Regions from separate parts of the Homo sapiens genome. Here region 2 is linked to region 1. Evidence: chromatin contacts called from ENCODE Hi-C data. All regions are on one chromosome and are shown on one strand. The core of a region is the stretch at or near the end of the contact, and the rest is flanking DNA. Distances in the headings are between cores, read along the strand shown. Region 1 has its middle 61 kb from the start of ZCCHC2. Region 2 overlaps RELCH (RAB11 binding and LisH domain, coiled-coil and HEAT repeat containing).

Region 1 (3,725 bases), core at 482-2,981:
GTGAAAAAGTAGGCTTCAATTCACAGAATTTTAGAACTGAAAGGAACTTTTGAGATGACTCAGTTCCATTTTTACACCAATTTACCAACGATTCACGTAGCTTTCAGGTAAAAAAAAAAAAAAAAGGCAAGTTCCAGAAAGGGCTGGTGGCCCATGAGTGTTCGCAGAAGAGCCTGCCCGGGAGTCCCGCCTGCTGAATGCCAGTGCAGGGCTGCCTACACCTCACACCGACATACCCACGAAAGACAGAGGTGGCGTGGGGCAGCAACCTTGTTGTCACACTGCCTGGGCTCACCGTCACCCAATCATTCTGTGCCCTTGGATATCGACTTCTTAGCCTTTGTGCCTCAATTTCCCTAACTGTAAAACAGGGCAGAGTTCCTCCCTCACAGGGCTGTGGGACTGAAATGAGCTGATGCTGTCTGGCCCATACTGGGCATTCAAGTGTCCCCTGCATGACAAACTTCTTGAGAGTCCACTATGTGTCAGACATTGAGTGCTTTATGTCTGTGTGCCAGGTTTAATCGTGCAACTACTCTACAACGCGAGTGTCATCATCCCCACTATGTAAATCAGACCGAGAAAGGTCACATGGACTGTGGTGGGTGCCTTCTCTTGTACAACTGATTTTGTGAAGGCGTGGAAGGCACAATTAAGTTACCATGTAACAAATATGACGTGACTCCAATAGGCTAGCAGGAATAAGCACTCAGTAACTGCCAGGCAGCCTGGTGGCATTCTTCACCTTCAGCAGGGCTTGTTGTTGGGGGTGACTGTTCTTGTTTCTGCATGAAGGTTACTTTGTCACCATCCATCTTTGCCTTTGGAGTGTCTTGGGGGCAGCAGGGGTACCTGGGACAATCTATATGTGACTGTCAGAGCTTTAAAAACATCAGCAGTCACCTCTCCTTTCTCCTTGCCCCACTGCTTCAGTAGATTTAATGGAATACTCCGTGCGCAAAACTTGTGTGAAGCACAACTCAGCGTGCGAGTGGAGATATCTGTACACATTTAAAATCTGCATTGATGCCACTTGAATTTATCTGACAGGTAAATGCTTTTGAAAGCCTAGTTCTAAAAGTCCTGGATATTTCTCTGGAAACATTTCACCCTCCCGCGTCCTCAAATCCTTCGAGAGCCACAAGGAAGAGGCCTCGCTATGGGATAGGATGTGGCGTGTGTTCCAGGCGTGCCCACAACCTGGTCCAGCCCTCCTCAGTCCAGAGGCCACACGGCCATTCCACCTGTGGGTTCCTATCACCTTACACAGTTCCATAAAGCCACTGCCCTGGGCTCTGCCAGAAGCACTGGTGGGGGCAGGAAGTGGTGCCAGGAAGTGAGCACCAACTTCAAGCAGAGGCCTGAGCATCACCATGGGCCTGTCTGCAGCACTTCGTCTCACTGAACCCAAAATTTCTCTCCTAGAAAACGAGGGGAAACATTCCCACCCCACTTCACAGCTGTGATGACCAAATGCACGCAGGAAAAGCACAGAGGAAACCTTTAAAGTGTTCACACACACATTTCAACGGCTGAATGAGGGGTTTGCTCAAGCTGCTTTTATGGCCAGCTGCCTGCACTCTTTAAGGTTTTGGGCACAGGCTTCCAACCCCAAATGTTCCCTCTCTTACGTTTAATGTTCTCTAAATTAGGTCAGTAGGAAATAACATCTGCTTGCTCGCACTGTCCTCGTCCCCCACCAGGTGGCATTGCGTTCCAATGAGCAATCTCTTCTGGTGAGAGGCTGGTGGAGGCCTTTTTCACAGCGGCTCAAATTGGAACTGCAAGAGGAAAAAGAAAAACAATGAAGAACCACCCAACCCCCCACCTCACCACAACTCCCACCGCCAAATTTCAGAGAGCAAAACCGGATCATGGGATTGAGAGCTTCTGGTGACCAAGGCCCGCATTCTCTGCAGGCGGAGGTGACTGCGTGAAGGGTCTCCGGTCCCCACACGTGTGATGTGCCCCCATTACAGAACAGACAAGAGGAAGCCCCAAACCACCCCCAATTCCAAAGCTTCCACAATTGATAAACATTTGCATACACACACAGAACTCAGGTGATGTGTACCCATGTTCCAATTCAGGGGGCTTACATTTTTCAACAGAGGACAGCGTTTAGGAATTAGGGAAATTTTGCATGGACAAGCACAACAGCTGTATCTGTAAGCAGCGGTAACATCAAATATGATGTTATTCTGACCCTAGGAATCCAACCTGAGCAAGCCAATACGTTAATGAGCATCCAGGGAAAGACAAGGTTGTCCGCCCTGGCCTGTCCTCTCTCTGCACAGGGTCATCTGAAGGGGCGAGGGCACTCCAGTTAAAACATTCCCTCCACCCCGAGCTGACACCTGCCTCTCAGCCCTGGGACCCCAGAGCCCCTCATCCTTTAACAGCTGGTCTCCTCCCCTAAAGAGAAGAAGATGTAGAGATGTCGTGACTACGTTTCCAGGCAGGGACCCCATTTCTTCATATCTCACACCTCGAAACTCACTGCTCTGGAAATCAATGAGCCCTCCCTCTTGGTGGGGTGGGGTTGGGTGGAGGGGGGGGTCAGTATTTTTTTATTCTTTTAAGATTATGGGAGTGTCATGGGGTGGAACTATTGTCACAGCTTGCCTCCATATGGTTTCACTGCCTTAACCTTAGAATGCTTTTGCAATCAGTATGGAGAAGTGAAAAAGATGTCTTCCAAGCTCAAATGGATGGTGCTGTTAAGTACTAGGTGCTGTTAAGAAAACAGGTATTTTACACCGTGCTTTCTCATCTCTTTGGAACCTTTTCAGAAAAATTTGATTCTTAGTGCTTACATAAAAAATTAAATGTAGATTTGCCTTGCCATAAACTTTTACTTTGGTACTGAATAATCATGACCGTTATGACTCGGCATGTCTGTACAGTCCATACATACCATTAACTGGCAAGCTTTCCAACTAGGTTTAATCTGCGAGGGTAAGGAATAGCTTCTATATCGTTCATCAGTGCATAGAGCAAAATTAACTAATCTTAGTCTAATGAAGAGCTATGTTTGCTAGGTTCCTCACCATCCAAAGAATCACTGCCATCACTCCTACCCAAACCTGTTCTCGTCCACATCTTCCCTTTTATTAAAAAAAAAAGACACGGTCTCACTCTGTCACCTAGGCTGGAGTGCAGTGGCATGATCTGGGCTCACTGAAGCCTCTGCCTGCTGGGCTCAAGCGATCTTCCTGCCTCAGCCTCCTGAGTAGCTGGGACTACAGGCATAGACCACCAGGACCAGCTAATTTTTGTATTTTTTGTAGAGATGGGGTTTCGTCATGTTGCCCAGGCTGGTCTTGAATTCTTGGGCTCAAGTGATCTGCCCAAGGCCTTGGCCTCCCAAAGTGTTGGGATTACAGGTGTGAGCCACTGTGCCTGGCCCTGTCTCTTAAAATAGTATTACAATCTCCCTGTTCATCAAAATTGAATTCAACTAGAATTTGAGTGGCTTCTCAGTGCTATTTCATTATGTTGGACCTTTCCCATAGATTATTTAACCTTCAGAGCCATTATTTATTTATTTGAGATGAAGTCTCACTGTCACCCAGGCTGTAGTGCAGTGGTGTGACTGCAACTCACTGCAACCTCCGCCTCCCAGGTTCAAGCGGTTCTCCTACCTCAGCCTCCTGAGTAGCTGGGATTACAGGCACACACCACCATGCCCGGCTAAGTTTTTGTGTTTTTGGTAGATTCGGGGT
Region 2 (3,725 bases), core at 357-2,856, 300 kb after region 1:
AAATAATGTACTAGAAACTAAACTGATTTAAGTGACCCAACTTGTGGCCCTCTCTAGAGCATGTCAAATTGCTAAAAATAAAAGAGCTATGATAACTGATATGCTTTTGGAGTCATAAGTTCTTAATGCTTTGATGCTATCCAAAGAAATTGTGGCCATAAATGTTGAGGCCCACAGTAAAAGAGACTCTGTAAAATCTAGAGAAAAAAGGCAGACAATTGTGGAAGATCATGTAGCAGATCAACAAGCTATGAATTAAAACAAAGTTATGTATCGTGCTGAATGGCATGCTAAGTGGAAGAAATGTCTGTTTTTCATAAGAACATGTCTAGAAACACACAAAAATTTCCTTAAAAATAAAAAATAAACTCTAAGGCAGCACAGTATTTAGCAATTAGCAGTTATTAAGAAATATTTCTAAAATAACTTGAAATTAAGTTTGAGTTACTCTTCATATGTCTTACAGCAATCAGTATACAGTATAAGACCATCTGTATACTTATACAGTATAAGACCATCCACTAGGGCGGGTGCGGTGGTTCACGCCTGTAATCCCAACACTTTGGGAGGCTGAGGCAGGCAGATCACCTGAGATCAGGAGCTGGAGACCAGCCTGGCCAACATGGCAAAACCCCGTCTCTACGAAAAATACAAAAATTAGCCGGGCATGGTGGTGGGCACCTGTAATCCCAACTACTTGGGAGGCTGAGGCAGGAGAATCACTTGTACCCAGGAGGCAGAGGTTGCAGTGAGCTGAGATCATGCCATTGCACTCCAGCTTGGGTGACAGAGCGAGACTCTGTCTCAAAACAAAATAATACAAAACCATCCACTAATATCAATACTGATTAATTCACAATAACTAACTTGTTTCATGTTTAGCTTTCAGTACACAAGAGTACACAAGGCTTTCAGTACACAAGGCTTTAACACATGACAAATGCACCAAAATTTTAATACATGACAAGGCCTCAGAGGAGTGTCTAGCTTTGATCTTACATTACAATTCAGGAAAAAGGTAGAAAAATGCAACTTACACTCATCTCGGAACCTGGGTTCTGCGTTAGGGCCAACTCTACCAAATGTTTTTATGATCTCTGTATGCAAAGAATGTTGGTCTTGATACTGAGGATCTTCCAGGAAAGAAGCCAACTGCATTTTCACTCTTTCCAGCAACTTAAAATTGGATATTGTACAGTCATTTCATAGAATATTGAAAACTGAGTAGTGTTGTTAAAGTGAAAGACACACATTAAACATGACTTAAAGCAGTGGATTAAAGCAACCTATAGTCCAATGACAGTAGAAATTTGGAATTAAATAAATAGTTATTTAATCTTTTGGCTCAGAGAAGGTTTCCTACTTTTGCTTATGCTTACAAATTCTTAATTAAAAAATACAAATATTCCTGAACAAATTATAACAACAAAAGAAAAAAAATCCCACCGTATTTAGGGAAAAGTAGGTAACTTTATGATTATTTTGTATCTAAATTATAATTCTTAAAACAAATCACACTGTAAGTTACCCAATTATTCACCTTCTGAAAGCAATGAGTCATTAATGACTTACATCTTACTCACATTTCCCTAAAAGACATTTTTATTTTAGGTTTTGAGAACATGTTGAAATTCTGCCAAGACTGCAAGCTTTGCAGAATGATGTGCTTTTCCTCTGTGGCTTCACCAGTGAAATATATAAGTGAAAAAATGGAAAATATTCTTTCTGTAACTAACAAAACTTTAGTTTTTGTCATGAAAAATCTATATGACAAAGGAGTTTTATTAAAACTTTTTTCTTTTGGGTAATATGTCCACAAATAATATATGTGCTAATCTACAGGGTTTTTTCATTTGTATAAGGACATATCCAATATAATAACAAAGAAATAAAAATCTGATATCAATTTTGAGAAGTGTCTTATAGTTAGTGTTGCAAATAGAATCTAAAAAACTTGAAATTAGTTTCAGAATTAAAATACACCTTTAAGAAGGAAGACCTTGGTGGTCTCCTGAAACAGGCATGACAGAGGGTCTGCCCAGAGATCTACTCTGCAACAAGAGGATACCAGTCTACTAAATCACTTTTACAGCTTCATACCAATGACACAGTTATCAGAATACAAGTGCCCTCTTGCCTTCATTTATAACTGAGATACATTTGTGTTCCTAATGATGTTATCTGGGAAAACAGTCCTCAAATCTGTGCAACACTGGCAATCAAGAATTTATGTAGATTGGCCAGAAGCCTACCGGGTAATAGAAGGCTTTGGAACTAGACCTGATTTGAAGGATTATTCAAAACTGCAACATCCAGCTCAGCTTACAATAGAACATCTAGCAAGCTTGTCCAATACACCTTATTTTGTTGTTGTTCTGTTTTGTTTTGTTTAAGGCTTTTAGCAGCCTGAAGCCGGGGTTTTTAGTTTCTGTCTCTAGTGATAAGTAGAAAAGAGGGAAGAGGAAGGGGCTTTACTGGCCCAATCAGAAAGAGAAACTAAGAACCCATGACTATATTCTCTCCCTTGGACATCCCTGAAAGCTTGGCCTATACTTAATGTTCTGACTGAGAGGAAAGACTAGAGATTTCCTTAGGATATGGAAATATACCTTGGTTAGGCTACCATGTTTTCACAGTGAGATCCTCCTCTGGCCTGTAACTAACTAGGGCACAAAATAAAAGGTAAGATGCTCCCTGCAGCCTACCACCAGATACATGTATCATGACCACATCAATATTACACAGACATAAATAAATTTCAATTATTCCTACCTCTCTTTGAATTACTGTTTCCATAATAGTGCCAAAGGCTGGAATTGTGGCAATCCTGACAGAGCTGTTAGAATTAAAACAGAAAGAAACTGAAGATTTGAGATGAACAACGAGTATTATTAAAATGTATATTAAAGTAAGTACAAGGTAAATATACTGTATTAGTCTCTAGCAATGACAAATTAAATAAATTTAAAAAAAGCAGACCAAGAAGAATGCTCAAAAAGACAGACAGGATAACTTAAGGTCGCAGTCTGTGAAACTCACAATTCAGGATCACTGGACAAGGTAACAAGGGCCGGAGCAACCCGCTTGTCAACTAACGCTTCACTCATGCCTCGAAGAGTCAGCTGTAAACCAGTCAACATGCAATAAAAAATGGTTTGGTAAACTGGAATAAGAACTGGGTTAGCTGTGACTGAGGATGGGCAGGCAGACTCATTGGCCTTTCTTGGTTTAGTCATCCACACGAGACATTAAAATGTTAGGCCATTGGTTCATGCTACTACACTTACTGGTAACAACCTGTTAGTGAGATTAGGAGAGCATCCCTTCTTGGCTTGAAAGAAACAGTCCATCAGCATATTTTAGGTTCTGGAAGTATTTATTGAGCACTAATGTTACTAATATATTTTTTCAATACGTGGCCTCCAAATTACACTTATGGTGAGGGTTGATTTAAAAAGAACCATGATATATAAAGAATAATGTGATAAAGTTTAAAATCAAATAAGCATAATCCAGTATTATTAATTTAAAGAGATTCTTCAATAAATTTAAGAGCTGATGGTTATTTCTTGACAGGCACATTTTGAAAGGGATGCCGAATATAAAAGGCAGGGATGACACTTACATTTCAGGGTCACTGGAGAGAGTAATGAGAGCAGGAACAACCCTCTGAGCTACCAGAGTTTCATTCACCCCCTTCACCAACAGCTGATTGGTCAGCACAG

Evidence for each region. A loop is a pair of places that touch in the nucleus more often than their neighbours do. Pooled maps may share reads with other maps.
Region 2: a loop to region 1 is called in a map of aorta, with 2.1 times the contacts of the local background. The contact joins two enhancer-like sites. A Hi-C loop is called at or near these places in 1 of 168 maps with a recorded cell type or tissue (aorta), 1 of 37 single-sample maps with no recorded cell type and 8 of 50 pooled maps.

What each region holds. Positions count from the first base shown.
Region 1 is chr18:62,582,502-62,586,226 of GRCh38, reverse strand. It overlaps a transcript of ZCCHC2 not described here. Among named protein-coding and RNA genes, the nearest start is that of ZCCHC2, 61 kb to the right of the region's middle. RefSeq lists enhancers at 1-51, 1-102, 1,968-2,027. Within about 2 kb of position 1,731, at least 5 of the 41 ENCODE cell types and tissues checked have a DNase peak (open chromatin) inside an H3K27ac peak, as active enhancers do.
Region 2 is chr18:62,279,757-62,283,481 of GRCh38, reverse strand. RELCH (RAB11 binding and LisH domain, coiled-coil and HEAT repeat containing) reads right to left here. Exons shown (of 29, transcript NM_001346231.2): 23 at 3,626-3,708; 24 at 2,773-2,836; 25 at 1,038-1,176. Among named protein-coding and RNA genes, the nearest start is that of TNFRSF11A, 44 kb to the left of the region's middle. Within about 2 kb of position 1,606, at least 4 of the 41 ENCODE cell types and tissues checked have a DNase peak (open chromatin) inside an H3K27ac peak, as active enhancers do.